Linked DNA regions of Mus musculus: region 1 is linked to region 2. A link is a loop called in an ENCODE intact Hi-C map of the cell type or tissue named here. Cell type or tissue: left cerebral cortex. All regions are shown on one strand.

Region 1 (8,000 bases), 130 kb before region 2:
AAGCACACAGAGAGAATGGGGTGCTGGGCTGGGCTGGGCTGGGCTGGGCTGGGCTGGGCTGGGCTGGACTGAGCACCAAGGTCTCAGAGAAACCCTTGTGGCTAAGAAGGGACATAAAGAAGCCACAGGATTTCTACTGTTTAACCACTGAGGGAGCACTGGGGCTGAGACAGGTAGCTTCCTATGTGAAAGTTGGAGGAGAAAGGAAAAGGGTGTCCAATAAGGGACCTGAGTCTATATTCCAGATACCTAGGGTGGGCACGAAAGTTCAAAGATTGAAGGGTCTGGCATAAACTTGCTTCACCCAGTGTCTTGTAAAGTGCCCGAATCCACAGCAACAAGTCCCTCCCTACCCTAGCTCTCCTTCGAACCATTAATGTGATGGAGGTCCTGGCTGCTAGCCAGAGCCTCTCCAGTTACTGACCACACTTGAAAGGGGTTCCCTGGAGCCTTGTCACTAAACCACACTATCATGGGTATAATGGCATCCAACCACAGCAGCCCCAAGTGACTGTGAGCTGTCCTTACAGCCTGTCAATATGGGACGCAGCGGACCAAAGGGTCTGTCACTTCCTACAGGCCAGCCCAATGACTCACCCATAGGCTCTCATCACCCCTGTGGGATCTGCTGGCACAGGGGGCTTTGAGAACTGAGTAGAAAGGGTCTCACATAGCAGGATCCAGGAGGCTGGCAGGATATGTCAGTAGACAGAGCAAGGTTTTAGGTGAGCTTCTCAGCCACCTTCTCAGACTTCTGTGACTAGTCATCCTACCTAGACCACTGTGTTTGCAGATTATGTCACTGCCCAGCCTCTGTTACCTCCCCCCATAGCAAATTCCCAGAACACAGATTCTCCCTGGGACATTATTAGGATAACCCGGTGATGGGTAACTGTTGAGTGACTTCTGTGAACTCGACACTATCAGTCTTGCTTGCCCATTGGGAACCTTGAAAAGCCACCACTCTGTCCTCACCTGTTTCCAGGTGTGTCTAACCAGCAGACCACTGGCCACATGCACCCCAAGGCAGCTTTGAATAGGGCCAACCCAAAATTTTATACTTACTCAAACATTGTAAGATTGTTTTGCCATATTTTTTTTTTCTTGTAACTTCATTGTGTGAACTTTGTAATTGAGAATGTCAACATAATGTCACAGTGACAAAAGGTTGGCCAGGCCTGCTAGACTGGTTAGAAGGGGCTTTCCTGCTCCTACAGCTCCAGGGTGCCCTGTTCTAGTTGACTGCTATCTGCAGGCCAGACCCTACCTAAGTCCCATGCCTCCTGTAGACCCAAAGCCCTAGAGAACTGACTGGCACCACTCTGGGACTCAGAGCCGTCACTGTTCTTCACTCCCAACCCATGTTCTATCCACAGCCCTCTTCTTCAGTGTCTGGGGCTCAGCTACTCCTGTTGTGATTTCTGCCCACCATGTCCTGTGTCCTCCTACTGGGACTCTACAGAAGAAAGCCCTCTCCCTCCTTCTCCAGCCCTCAACCCCCAGACTTCCTGCCTTCTGACTTACTTCCGGGGGGCGGGGGCAATGGCTGAATCTGGGATACAGACAGCACTGTCTCCTGCCCCAGAGCAGCCACCAAAAAACGGCCGACAAGGGCCAGAGTTGGTGGCTCTCAATTTATTAGGCAGCATCTTTTCATCCTGTGTCCCCTGTGCGCACCTCTAGGTGGACAGTCAGAGTTCTGTTAATGTTGGTGACAGGCAGCTTTGGCCGGAACAGCAAAGTTGGGGCTTTTTAGTCTGTTTCCTTTAAAAATGGAAATGCTATACAAAGAGGTGAGCCCGGTGGTTCTTGGTCTTCCTTGCAGTGGGGATGCTGCTGCCCTCGCTGTCCTCAGCAAGGCATCTTCCTCAGGAGGGAGCCGCTGCCCTCCTTGGCTCTGGTAGGACTGAAATGGCCTGAGCCCCTCACTCCCTCACCCCTCAGCGTTGGCCTCCATGGCGGGGAGAGACACAGAGCTGGCGGCTCCCCCTCCCGCCGGCCACCAGCCCAGCCTGCGGCTCCTCTGCTCTGCGCGGGATGACGCCCAGGCAGCCGCGCCGGTCGCACTGTGGGCTCATCAGATGACTGTGGGGGCTCCTGCTGCACACTACATTCCCTAGGACGGGGGAGAGGGAGGGAGGGGGCGCTGGCTGCAAAGCACAGGTCTCTGCATCCCCAGTGCCTGCTGCTGGCTCGTGCACAGAACAAACGGAGAGAACCCGATCTCCTCTTTAAGCCCCTTCAAGAAATAGCAAAGCAGCTGTCTTGGTTATTCCTCCGGCTGATTTCTTCTGCTTCCCTGGAAGATGCGTCTGGCCGAGACAGGCCTGGGGACCTCCTTCACCACGCTGCTGCCTCTGCCGCCGCCGCCACCACCCGGGCCACTTACTTTCTTTGCTCTGGGCGGCGGTGTCCTGGCCGGCCCCCGGGTCCCTTGAGCTGGGCCCCCTGCTCCCCCAGCGGCCTGGGCAGCCCCTCCAGCATCCATGACTCCTTCCCCTGGCTGGCTCCCGCGCCCGCCGCCCCCCTCCACATCCCACTGTGCCCCGCTCGCCCATCCTGCTACCCCCCCACCCCCAGCTCCTCCTGCACCGAGCTGCTGCCCAGGCTCCTCCATGCTGCCTGGATCTGAGCTGGGTGATTAATTGGCTGTGATGATGAGCGTCCCCGGCGGTGGAGCAGCCACCGTGATGATGACCGGTTACAATAATGGTCGCTATCCCCGGAATTCTCTCTACAGTGACTGCATTATTGAGGACAAGACGGTGGTCCTGCAAAAGAAGGACAACGAGGGCTTTGGATTTGTGCTCCGAGGGGCAAAAGGTGAGTGTTCTGGGATCCCTTTCCACAGTGTGTGTGTGTGTGTGTATGTGTGTGTGTTGTACACAGGCTTGTATGAAGAACCTTCCCCAGCTTGGAAATAAGCATGAAACAAGCATTTTCCTGGGGGCACTTGGTTGCTAGACAACGATGCTCTTTAACATTCTGCCTTCCTCAGAAAACATCTAGGCTTCCTGCAGGCATGTTTTTAATTTTCCATCTACAGTACTGCTCCAAATGAGCTGCTCTCCCTCCCTCCCCCCCCCACCTCTTTCTCCCAATCCTGGGGAGACCCTGCAGCTTGGGCTTCAGTTTAGTCACAGAGTGCTGACTCTCAAAGCTCCTGGTGTCTGATACTCAGAATGGCCCAGCCCAAGTTTGAGGCACCCGGAAGCTGGCCTGTGCTGGGGATGGGTTTCAGCTCTAAGGGTGGCAGGTGTCTGCCAACTCACCTCTAAGGTGACTTTGCAAAGGCAAGGAGAAAAGAAGGTCCCCTCTACTGTCAACTAAGCTGGCAGCACCCCACACCCTGTGGCCTGGGAGTGGGAGGCTCTGGGATACATCTCAAAGCAGTGCCCCACGCTGGCCCCTAGTCTGGGGCTTCCCTTCCAAACTACAGCAAAATGGCATCAGCTTGCTCTAGAAGAGGCGTCTGCCTGAGGCAGGTGGAGGTCAGCCATGTGGCAGTTACCTGTGCAGGAGGCATCCTTCCCTGGCTAGCTTGCCCACCTGCCACGGGCTCTGACCGCCCACAGCAATCCATCCAAAAAGAGAAGAGCAGAGTCTTCTCCACCCCCAGGGTACAGGTCCATGCCTGTGTGATGCGCCTTCCCCTCCCCCAATCTGGGCATCACACCTTCCCACCCACCCACCCACCCACCCCCAGCCTCTCAGGAGGACCAAGAGAGTCCTTCAGCAGCCTCATGGGCCCCAGAAGCCCAGCCTTGCTCCGCTGAGAGGCATGGTGGTCATGTGATGGTCATAGAAAGCCAGGTTCCCCCCTGGAGAGAGTTCAGAGCAGATTCCAAATCAGCAGCCACCCACTGGGTCAACATTGTTCTCTGTCCCTGTTCCAAGTTGAATCCCCTGGGTTGCAAGTCTGTATAGCTGTGAAACTGGCAGGCGGTTTCGGTATGGTCTTTCCCTAGCTCTGTGTGGCTGGGGAAGGAACTTTTCCATTTTTAGAACTGAAAATGTTTAGTCATTGATACTTTTAAAGAAAATGACAGACATATAGACATGTTCCGCAGACCACTTTATTCCATGGTTTCGGCAGAGCGGCCAGGAGGCGTGAGGGGACACTGGCATGCACCTGGCTTCATAGCTTACATTAGTACCAATGTGCATGTGAGTAAGGAGCCCCTCTCTGGGACAAGCCAGCCAGGACCACTGCCTCCCAATAGGGAATGCTGTGACCCTCTTCCTCCCAGAGTCCCGTGGGCAGGTGGGATGACCAACTTGGAAAACATCCCCCAGACTCAAACACAGTATTTCTTTGTCTTCCTAGCCGATACCCCCATTGAGGAATTCACACCCACGCCAGCATTTCCAGCCCTGCAGTACCTGGAGTCCGTGGATGAAGGTGGGGTGGCATGGCAAGCCGGACTAAGGACCGGGGACTTCTTGATTGAGGTAGGGCACAGGTGTTTGTATCACACTACTTGGGGAGAGCGCCGACTCTCATGTGAGAGAGGATTGTGGTTTTGAGCACAGCATCCGGATGGTGGATGACTTAGGCCACATGGCTTGTATTCTCTCGAGCATACCCTACCCACCGAGGATACTTTTCCTCTGTCCCTGATGTTCAAGTGTTTTCGTAGCTCTTTGGGAAGAGAAAGCATACATGGAACTTGGCCAGTGGTCTTCAAGAGGAAGATGGAGACATTGTCATGATGCTGGAGCCACATGCAGATCTGTGGGTGGCTCAGCTCTGACTCTAATAATAGGAGGGGAGTCCTTGCCCACTCCTGTTGTGTCCTAAGGACAAGTCACCAAGCCTTTGTGTGGTGTTGGCTAGCATGACGTGTGTTGTGGGTGGCTATGAGTTGTTTGGTCTATGTTCATTGCATGGTTGTTGGTCTTTAAGGACCACAGAGCATGGGGCGGGGGTGGGGCTTGGGAGGGGCTAGAGTAGGCCCAGAGAGGAGACTGCAGTGTGCAGAAGCTTTCAAAGCTAATTTTCATTCAAACCCAAAAGCAGGATAATGTTTGGTCATTTGAGGAGTCTTCTTGTGTGCAAGTGTTGGTGTCTGTGAACGTCACCTGCGGGTTGTATGTTGGTGCCAGTGAGGAAGTTGTTGCATCCTGGTGCTTCAGGGCATTCTGCCTCTTTGCGGGTTTAGGTGTTACTTTGGATCTCACTATATGAGACAGCTTGCTACTCTTTGGAAGCAGTGTGACTGAACGAATATGCACTAGGTTGGAAAGATGGCCTCTTTTATGATCTGATAGACCCAAACGGGCCTGGTCAGTAGGTTTTTGTCTCCCAGTGTTCACTCAGAGTCTTGCCTCAAGTTTGTCAGAAATCACACACAGGTGGAGATAGTAAACAGGTGTATCTCACCCAGCCAATTGGGTGACCTCAATGCACATCCATTCAATAAGAGAGGATACCCTAGCCTGTCCCAGTAAGATGGCACATGAAGCCTTTGCTCCGTGTTATATGTTACCTGCCCACAATAGTTTTTCTCTGCCCATCATGGTTTTGTATATCTCTGGAGTCCGTTCACACTAGTAAGGGTGACAGGAGTAGAGGGAGAAGAGAACACATCTGTTAGGGAAAGAAGCAGGTAAAAAGGAGTCACATATGGCTCTCTTGCCATTGCTGAAAGATGCTTTAAACTACTCTTGACAGCCCAGAGCCTGGTCTGAGGGAGGCACGAGCTAATTCAGGTTTCTGTGGGTCAGAGCAGTTAGAATCTCTTCCAGAATGGAGAAGCCGGAGCTGGCTGCAACTCCTTGAGTTCATGGGGTTTGTAACCTCCTGGAACTGCAGACTGGGTTGAATCATCTTCTGTAGGATGCGGTTGTGACGCAAACCCTCTTCCTGTGTATGAGAGACACTAGAGACAGAGGGGGTGTGGCCTGGGACTGGGGCTATAAGTGGTGTGTGGGTGGCCGTGTGATGGCAGAGAAGGGGGCTCCAGGAGCGTGAGATGGGCTTCAATAATAAATGAGGGCTGTAGATGGATGCACACCCCCTGATGTTCAGCTCACTTGACTGTTTCCATGATAAACTAGTCAATAAAACAAGCCTGGGCCTCTGAAGTGGAAATGCCTTGGGGTGACACTTTTCCTGGGGATGTCCTGCATACCACCCCACAATTTTCTGTCCTTGTAGCACTTCCTTTGACTTTTTTTTTAAACCTCTGATATACTAAACTGTCTTTGGGGAACAGGCATTTTGTTCCAGTGGCCTCTGAGTTCCAGGATTCTAGGCTTGTCTGACTTGGTCCCCAAGGTCTGTTAGGGCTATATGTTGTTCTGTAATTTTGTACATGGGCTATGGAAGGACTTAGCACATCAGAGCCATCGTCTCACAAAGCTGATTGTCACATTCATATACTGATGATGGGACTGTGGGATGCAGACCCCCGGAGGTGGCAAACAGGCTCCTGTCTTCTACTTCCCAGGCTGCCTGAGGTGAAACTCAAGATTTCTCTATGTTAGGTGCTTAGATTTAAGTCTGTACCTCCCATGAGTTGTTTCCTTGGCTGCTGGCTTTTGCCATCAGAATATTAAAATCATTTATAAGCCCTTACATCGGCGTGTGCTTCCCAGGGGACAACTGCTCTGTATTTTCAGTGAACGGTTTTCCACCTTGAAGGGATTGTTTTTAAAAAGCTTTATGTGTTCCCTTATGAATATGTGTGGGTTGAAGCTGTCCCCTACAGCACTCCACGAAGCATGGGTACCCATGGACAAAGCTACCTCAAGTGCCAGCGTGTGGTCCTCATCCCCGTGCCCCTTGGCAACCCTTTTCTCTACTGCCTGAAAAACAAAAACCCTGCAAAGTATATCAGACTTCGTATTTGCTTTCTAAAATTGCATGCTGTGGTTTGAACTTCGGGACCAAGGGGCCACTTTAGAAGTGGGGGTTGACTTTTAACATCTCAAGTATCCACAAAGCTCCATCCCTCTTTCTTTAACTCGGTCAGATTGCCCTGACATTGTCATCGTGCCTGGCGCTGGAACCCATAATGAAGAGCTTCCTGTTGTACGGGATTTTCTCTAGTCTACCATCTAAAGTTTCTTTCTCTCCTGATAAAGTGTTAAGGAGAGCGTTTTTTTTTTTTCCCCTCTGTTGTTTTTTTCCTTCCTTGGTGACTACACTTCACTCCCAAAACACTCTTAAGATTTGAGTAAAGCGCTGTCAACCTTTTAAGTCTTTCACTACTTACTTCGTCTTTGTATGCACAAGTGCACACTTGTACGTGTATGTGTGCATACATGTGTGCATGTAGACATGCACACCACAGTGCTCACCAAGTAGGGTCCAGTAATCAAACTCAGGTTCTAAGGTTTGGTGACAACTGTTCTTATCGATTGAGCCTTCTTGCCAGCCCCTTTGATAAGCTATCTTGAAGTCAGGGATGAGGAAAAAAAGCCCCCCGGGGGTCAGCATGAGAACTCAGCTCTGAGTGAGGGTGTATGTGTGCACCCCATGTTTGAGGGCATTTGACTGCAGTCACTCTGATGTCCACACACTGGTCAGAGTAGTGTGGCTACATGACCCCGATGTACCAAGGTTAAAAGATATTCTTGCTTCTTGTAGAAAGTGGCCCAGTGCTGATGGAGAACCCATTCAGCTCCTTTGAGACTTGAGAGCAGCACTCCATGCTTACACTATATAGTAAAGGCTTTGTCCATGGCTGTTAGACTAAATCGCTTAGGGAATCGTGACAAGGGGAAACATCTGGGCGTGCTTAGTATAGGCAGTGGGTTGTTTTTGTTTCTGCTTTAAAGCGTTTTCTGTCCATGATGCTAGAGTTTGTAGAAACAGAGCCCGGAGCTCGAACACTGGTGACTGTGTCTCTATGTTTTCCTCATTAAGAGACTTGACAACTGGCCCAGTAACAATAGCTAGAAAGGTCTTCAGAGGACATGGAGTGGCTGGGAAAGTGCGCTCTCTGTGCAGCTTGGGTGAGAGACTGGGGATTCCAATAGCCAAGAAAGCCATA
Region 2 (8,000 bases):
GTCTGAACATGGGTGTACCATTCCCTCTCCCTTAATCCCCCTTGGGGTTGAGGATTTGGAAGGAGCTGGGTCATTGCTCTGGATGAACACCTGCCCCTCTGCTGCATCACCCCACCCAGGGGCAGACGTCACAAAGAAATCACTGCCAGCTGCGCCCGATGGGCCGTTTCCAGCCTCACGTAGGGCTTAACAAGCTACCTTCATTGGGATGGGGGGGGGGGTAGAATAAACACATTCTTCCTAAGTCCAAACAGAAGGTTCTAGAACAGCCCCCTGTGTGGTTTCAGGATGGTACTCGGCAGCCTTGCAGGCCCCACCCTCACTCATGGCCTTTCTGTTTTTGTTCCTTGTGTGATGTACACTCGTGCTGTCTTTCCGCTTCCGTGTGTGTAGTGCTCAGCCTCTCTGGCTGACAGTTGAGCTCAGGTTTCATCGGTTTGACTAATGAAGTCTTTCTTTATTCTCCCGCTGGGCAGGCATCTGATTCAAACAACCGAGCCCATTAATCAGGGACATCACACTGCATCTGAGTCTTGAGGTTTGGGCTGTGAGCCACAATTCTTCCTGTTACCTTTTGGTGTGGTTGTAAATGGAGGACTTGGACGGCTCCTTAACTCCTTTGAGAAATACTGATTGGCGGCTGTTGTAAAGAAGTGTGCGGATGCCACCGCTTGGTAATGGGAAACCTGCTACAGGTGGTGTGCAGAAGCAAGCTCCCGTGGCTCCCTGCTAGCTTGGGCGGGCCTGCAGAAACCCTCCACTCTGGTGGGTGGGAGGTGGGGTAACCACACACCTGCATATTTTAAACATGTCCAGGAGTCTCACAGCAACCTTGGAATATGCTTGGTTCATATTTTTCCTCTATAGAGTCTTTTATGCCACAGCCTCTTGTGAAAGTAATATTTGCAAGCCCTTGGGGTGGCGTCCCTCACGACTGGGCAGCATGATCCTGTGTGTTAAGTCCATTCTTCAGAGAGGCCGAGCAGGTATTGCAGCCTCTCTCTAAAAGTGAGGTTACAATAGCTGCCCAGTCTTCAACAGGAGAAAAGCTGAGGTGGCCGCTGGCATTGGGAAGGTGCGGGGGGGGGGGGGGGGGTTGCAGGGGAATTCTGAATCGCAGCAGATGACCCTTGCTGCCTTTCTTTTTCTGGTTAGACAATGTCTGGTGGCTCCCAGGAGAGGGAAGGAGACTTACCCTCCACTGGGGGCTGGGACTATTGTCTTTCCCTACTCCAGGTAGGTGCCAGATGTGGGCTGGGTGCTCAGAGAGAGCATCACTAGCACTCAAAAACTGGCTCCACCCAGCCAGTCTATTCCTGGCGCAGACCTCTCAGAGCAAGGACTTTAGCCAACGCCTACAAAGGACCAACAAACATTGGCCATTCTGTCACATAGGTACCAGCAACGTGGCCATCAACCAGCAGAGAGAGAAATCTGAGGCAAAGAGTCAAAGGGACTGTATGGGAAGGTTCTAGAAGCTGAGGCTGGGGGTTGGCTTCGGAAAAAGGGATCACCACTGAAGACCATCTACAAGACTGAGCTCCTGGGAAGAAAGGAACCGCCATTAGACCTAGAACTCCCCTGCTAATGAGGGGAGAGATGACTGTTGTTGACCTCAAGCAGTAGAGGAAACACAGGCCTCTGACCCTCCTTTTCAAATCTAAGGATTGCACTGGGTTGGGCATGGGCTTAGGGTCCTGGGATGCCAGCAGCAACTGCGAGACACAGAGGGCCACAGGCTGGGGTAGCCGTTCACAGAACCATGCATGCATCCTGTATGGGATATGCAGGTGACCGAGCTCTGCCTCTTGCCTTGGTGCACTGGCCTCTTGCCTACATTGCTCAGACACCTCTCCGTTGCCTTCACTGCCAGGCCCAGGATGACAACTAGAGATTCACTCAGTCTGAGCATCTTGCTAATGCCACTTGTAAATGCTTCTAAAAGTTAAGTTGTGGACCACCCTGGGCCAAATGAGGTTCAGAATCAAAAGGAGAGAAAGAAAATGAAGGTTTCAAGAGATAACTGAAAGCTGGCCATGCTCTCTGACGTGACACACATTAAGGCAGAGAGACCCTGTTTCCTCAAGCATGACTGCTCACCAAGGAAAGCCTGGCTCTCAGCGTGTTCCTCAGTGGTTCCACCACATGGGCAAGAGCTTTGCTGTGCTTGTAAATTGAAATAATGGGCCTTTTGCTACTTGGCAGCTCCAAGAGACCTCGTCTTATGCTGGCACCAGGACAGGATCCAGGAAGAGCAGAGAGTTAGAAGGCCTGGCATTTGCTTCCTGGGGTGTAAGCAATCTAACTTTAGGATACCCGGGGTTTAGTATACCCAGTAGACTGACCCCAAGATCAAGACAGTGTGGAATTTAGACATATTTAACTACAAATATATTGAAAAAGTCAGCTGGAACTCTCTTTCAATATATTTGTGTATATGTTAGTGTATGATATCAGAGCCACTGAAAGACCATGGTGCAAAGCCGTGAGCAATTCTGGCTATAGGCCTGATGCTGAAACCTGTTCTCTTCCAGCATCCTTGGGAAAACCTCAGCTTGCGTTCATCTCCCCCTAGAGCACAGGGTAGGGAGTGCTCCAGGGAGTCCCCACCGCTCCTCTCCGAGGGTGTGGCGTATGCAAACATGGATATGCAAACATTTCATGGGTAACCTTGGCATGTCCTTCAGTTGGACAGGGCTTTTGGCTTTCAGAGCCTCCTGTCATCTGAATCTGGCCCACAGTGGAGGCAGCAGGCCTGACACACATTTTTACTGCTTCATGGATCTAAGCAGAGCACTTAGGTGTCCTGGTTAAAGTGCATAGGGCCAATGACGAGCCATGGTAGGGAGTTTACTAAGCTGCTACCACTGTCTACAGCCCAGTACCAAGCCCAAGAAAGAAGAGACAAGAGGACATCACCACAGAGGATTCTGCAGTACAGTCCTCCACAGCTGGGAAACGTAGTCATTGTCATCCACTCAGGCAGCTTGTTGATGGCCCAGGACACCAGGCGCCATATGGCACTCAGAATTTGTCATTTAAGAGAAGCACGTCCCTGTTAAGAAAGCATAGCCAGTGTTCCCTTGGGGAATGCCAGCTCTTGAGGTGAGAAATGGCCAAAACGAAACAACAGAACTATATGTAACAAGTACCACGGAGAAGACCAGGCTCCAAAAGGGCAGAACTAGGATGGAGCTGGCACTCAGAGGAAGGGTATTTCAGTGACCTAAAGTTCACACCGGAACCAGTTATGCAGAAACCAGAAGCATGGAGCCCAGGACATGATGGGTGGAGCATGTGAGGCTAGGCCAGATCAGACTCTCCATGCCCGTGGGGGGAGTCAGCGTCAACCCACCAGGCAGGGGAGTGGGCAGGCTGTGGGGACACAGGATTGCATCCAAGGGATGAAAACCACGCACAGACTTATCATGGCTTACCAGGAGTGGACTCCAGTTTGTTGACACTCCCGGGATGCGTGTCACATGAGGAAGATGCTTTCAAGGTCTGTGCTGAAGACAGGTGGTTTCTGTTGCTAGAGACAAGAGGTACCTTGGAGACACTGGAGAGCTAGACCCGGCTGCCTGTCTATAAGCACTGACTCCTCAAGCTGGCTGTGACCAGAGACCAGCCATCACATCACTCAACAGGATGAAACCTGTTCTCTTCCAGCATCCTTGGAAAAACCTCAGCTTGCGTTCATCTCCCCCTAGAGCACAGGGTAGGGAGTGCTCCAGGGAGTCCCCATGGCTCCTCTCCAAGGGTGTGGTGTACACTCTACTGCCAGCACTTTGTGGTGAGTCCACAAGGGGCAGAGTTCGGCCTTCACCTTTCTGAAGCACACAGGAAAGAAACAGTGGTACTGAGGAGGTACAGACACCCAAGGTCCCTGGGCAGGCAGCGCTCCAGGTGCTGATGGGGCTTCACTCAATCCCTGCCACCCCTGCTGTCCTCCCAGGGCAGTCCTCCGACCCTGGCCATTGTCCTCTGGCTCTCAGCTGGGTCACCAGTATTAATCAATACGATTGTTAAACTGCTGTGACCACCTGGTCCTAGAGCATGGGCTTCTGTTTCATGACGTCTCAAGCTCTCTGCACTGCCACACAGCTCTGGTACCTCAGTCACCAAGCAAAGCAGGAGGGTGATGGCACTGCCAGGGAGCAGCACTCAGTAGTGAGGTGAGCCCTGCTGGGGACAGCCTGGCACTTCCTGCCACTATCCACATATTAAGGTGACTAGTCTGCCAGAGTCTCTTCCTTTGACCACCAAACAAACGGCAGGTCTCCTTTTTAGAACATATTTATCTATTTGTATGTGCAGTGGATGTTTTGCTTGCTTGTGTGTGTGTGTGTGTGTGTGTGTGTGTGTGTGTGTGTGTACGTACGCCATTTACAGGTAGCACTTGCAGGGGCAGAAGAGGGCACTGGATCCTCTGGAACTGGAGTTACAGATGGTTGAACCATGTGTGTGGGTTCTGGGAAATGAACCTGGGTCCTCTACAAAAGCAGCCAGTGCTCTAAACCACTAAGCCGTCTCTCTAGACCCGTCAAGTCTTCTCTCTTGGTCTCATCCCTCTTTTGACAAGATCCTATCACAGGTAAACAGTTCTTCCTGAAAGTAGGTGCCTTCCTGTCCTGGCAACTTGTGAGCAGGGTGGGAACCCAGACAAGTGTGCTGAGCCTGAGACAGCTTCCTCGGCAGGAAAGCAGGCAGTGTCCCACAGCCATTCCTTCTGTGGTTATGTATTCTGTTCCCATTCTGGAGAGAGGCGTGGAGTGAGCAGAGTCCTCACAGTTCTCTGAGCCTGTGGTGACTGCAAGGCACCAGGATCAGAAGTGCTGAGGGGGTCCCAACTTCTGAGACTCAGGCAAACACATGACCTGGCTCTCCTTCCCGTGCCCCATTTGTGGAAGCCTAGATAGGCAGAGCAGCTTCATAAGAAAGCAGGCTGATGCCCAATGGGGTTCTATACCTGTAATGCCAACGCTAGGGAGGCTGAGGCAGGGGGATTTTGATAAGTTCTAAAATAACCTGGGGCTACAGTGAGACTCTGTCTCAAGTCACTAAAAAGAGGAGAGAGAGGGGGGAGGAAGGAGGGAAGACAAATAGCTTAGAATTTAGTGGCTCATACAGAGGGGAGCCTGGGACTGAGGGTCCATGCCTCAGAACCCTAGCATTAGTGCTGGCCCCTGAGGAGCCTCTGGCCCACACCTCTGCTCAGGTTCAAACTGAGTAACCACAGTGTGAGTCTGGTTGCCCTTCCATCTCCCCAGCTCATCAGCTCCTGCCAGGAAAGACAGGTGAAGAGCGTCTGTGAGCAGCTGGATTCGCTCTTGGGCTGGTTTTGTTTTGTTTCTTAATTCTCACATTTTTTAAATGAATTTGATTTTAAAAGCAGGCTAGAGATGATCCTCCCAGAGGCGGGTGTTTGTGAGTGTGTATCTATTCTAAATCAGGGTAACAGACTTCTGTATATGCCGCCCAGCAGCCCCGCCGTTGCCTAGCAACATAATGATCTGCGCACACGGGAGGATCCTGTGAGTCATCACTGTGTGATTCACCAGGAAGGAGGCAGGCTACCCAGAAGGTGCAGAGCAAAGCCGGCAGGCAGACCAGTCCAACTTAACTCAGCAGTTGTCATGCTGGGTGGGGTACCGGTAAGCCCCAAGCATGTGGCCGGACCAGATCCATGCCATTAGCCACTAGGCTGGTCACCATGTTGGGGTGTAAACGTGATACAGAGCCCTAGCCTGGGCAGGTTGGCCTGGGTCCACTGGGAACAAGATTCATTCTTTCCAAGTCAAAGCCAAGTGAGGGAAATAGCTGTGGGCCACTTGTCAGAGATCCTTTCTTTCTTCCGCAGTGCCTCATGGCACGCCAGAGAAGGCAAAGAGTAGTTCCCTTGCTCGTATGAGTGCCTGCCCCAAGCCCCCTGGGCTGCCTGCCAAGAGGGCTCTGAGGTGCATTGTTCAGCCAGGGTTCAACCTACCATGTTTCCACCCGTGAGGAGGCTGCTGCCTCTCCTTGCTTTCCAGTCAGTTCTGCAGTGTGGTCTCAACCGTTCCCTGTGTCGTTTCCATTTGCTCCCATGGTGCTGTTTGCAGAAGAGGGTCATGCTGAGCAGAAGTAAGTGCGGCGGCCTGACCAGATTTGTGTGTCCGTCCCGTCCCCCCCCCCCCCCCCCCCCGTGTGTCACTGTCTCTGCTCCTACCTCTGCTTCCCAGATTCAGCTGCCTGCTGGCTGAATCCGTCCTGACCAGAAGGCCAGCCCAGTCCAGGGTGCTGGCTTAGAGACCCTTCAGAGCAGTGCCTGGGTATCTGCTGGCCCTCAGGGGACTGGCATGCCAACCACATGGCTCCAAAATAAGGGTCAGGCCAGTGCTGGGCACAGAACTTCACAGCTCCCTCCCAATCCTTCACTGCCTTACTGGCACTCAGGAGCTCCTGTAGGACACCCCCTGCCTCCCCCATCCTGAAGTATCACATGCTAGAAATGTGCCCCCCTCCCCAGTTGCAAAGAGCCCCTGGGCAACTTCAATGCTTATCCAGGCTGAACCTGGAATGGCTTACCCTACAACCAGGAAATCGTTGGGTGACATAGCATGTTCTGCAGACCCTTAACATGTCCCTGGCCCACCTCTCCATGACTAACTAAAGCTGAATCTTTAGAGTTCCCCCGAAAGCTGCAAAGCCCAGATGGGCTTCAGGACCTTAACTTCATGAGCTGCCTCAGTCCTGTTAAGATGACCCGCACACTGCAGGGACAGGCTCTCTGAGCAAACTTTGGTGGGAGGGCACTCTTGGACTTACAGGTACCTACAGTTCCCAGAAGCCACTGCTGCAGGTCCAGTGCTCCCACCCACAGCAGAGTCCTAGTCCACTGAACTCACACCTGCAATGTCCAGGTCTCCCCTGCAATGTCCAATATTTGAAGTAATCATTGCTAGCCCTAGTAGGAATAGTCCATAGAACAGAGAGGTCACCTGCTAATGGCTTCATCCAGACACACAGCAGGCTAAGAAAACAAACAACATCCCAGGAAGAGAAAGAGGCAGTGGAAGGTCCAGGGACAACTGTATGTTGCCTCAGACTCTTTCCCCTCACTTATGATCTGAGGAGGTCCTAGTCTGCTAGTATGTATGTGCCCTGCAAGGGAACTAAGTAAGGGGTCCCTAAAGTTCAGTGGACTGACACCATAGTAAGGAGTTTAGCTCAAAGCAGGCCCTGTGACATCACACCCAGAATCCCCACCCTGACAGTTATGAGGTGGACTGGGGAGCCCTCAGTTCTTACCAGTTTTATGCAGGGCATGAAGGCGGGGCTAAACTCTCAGCCATTTCAGTCTAGCTTGTGCCCATGGCAGGATGGACCTTTCCAGAAATGAGAGGTGTGTGGTGTGTCTACATTCACGTGGGTGAGCCCAGGTCAAGAGACACACCTACTTTCTTTAACCTGGTGGTTGTCTGCAGTTTGGCAATAGAGCAGGAAGCAGTGCTTAGAGAGAGGCTTCACCTTCCTAGGTGTGTGACTAGAAAGTCTTCAGCAGCCCTGACTAACATGGTCAGAGAACACATTTCATAGAATGACCACCCCCAGATAGATGGGTGAGAAGAACTTCCTAGTCACTCAGGACCTCCTCCCAGTGCAAGTCACCCACCTACAGCAGGCCTGATAGGCTCTGTGAGAGTTGAACCTGTCTCTCCCTATTCTGAGGACTTCACTTACCCAAATGTAGCAGGAAGGACACCACTGGGAAAAGGACCTTCTGTCTGCTATGGTAATAGGGACAGACGACCCTGCCAGCAAGTCTCTGCCTGCAGGGAGTGCACTGCTATACCCTGAAGCCTGCTGTCAAACCTTCCAGTCAGTGGTAGGCAAGGTTCCCTATGAAGAGGCCACCTGCAGAACTTACCCTGGGACACACTAGCAACCTCTGTGCCCTGAGCATCCAGGGAAAATCTCTTCCAACCCTACGTCCCAATTCTGAAGTAGGGCTGGCCCTG

The links. Hi-C counts contacts between places; a loop is a spot of excess contacts. Peaks named below come from ENCODE experiments on the same cell type or tissue, not always from the same donor. Only the 100,000 strongest peaks of a DNase experiment are listed, where the experiment ranks them.
Region 1: it touches region 2 in a loop (5-fold over the local background); 4 of 42 quality-filtered maps call a loop at or near these places.

The regions. Positions count from the first base shown.
Region 1 is chr7:144,282,315-144,290,314 of GRCm38, forward strand. Shank2 (SH3 and multiple ankyrin repeat domains 2) reads left to right here. Exons shown (of 16, transcript NM_001113373.3): 6 at 2,741-2,823; 7 at 4,328-4,452. Among named protein-coding and RNA genes, the nearest start is that of Shank2, 110 kb to the left of the region's middle. In left cerebral cortex, CTCF peaks have their summits at 1,688 and 7,466; DNase peaks (open chromatin) are centred at 1,518, 2,098, 2,679, 3,654 and 5 more places; H3K4me3 peaks cover 5,433 bases; H3K27ac peaks cover 3,504 bases.
Region 2 is chr7:144,412,237-144,420,236 of GRCm38, forward strand. All of the region lies in intron 15 of Shank2 (SH3 and multiple ankyrin repeat domains 2), which reads left to right. Gm34621 (a long non-coding RNA gene) reads right to left here and starts at 7,275. Exons shown (of 4, transcript XR_003946689.1): 1 at 6,209-7,275; 2 at 5,987-6,091; 3 at 3,438-3,532; 4 at 2,830-3,055. In left cerebral cortex, CTCF peaks have their summits at 2,601 and 3,765; DNase peaks (open chromatin) are centred at 547, 664, 2,218, 2,609 and 5 more places; H3K27ac peaks cover 5,987 bases.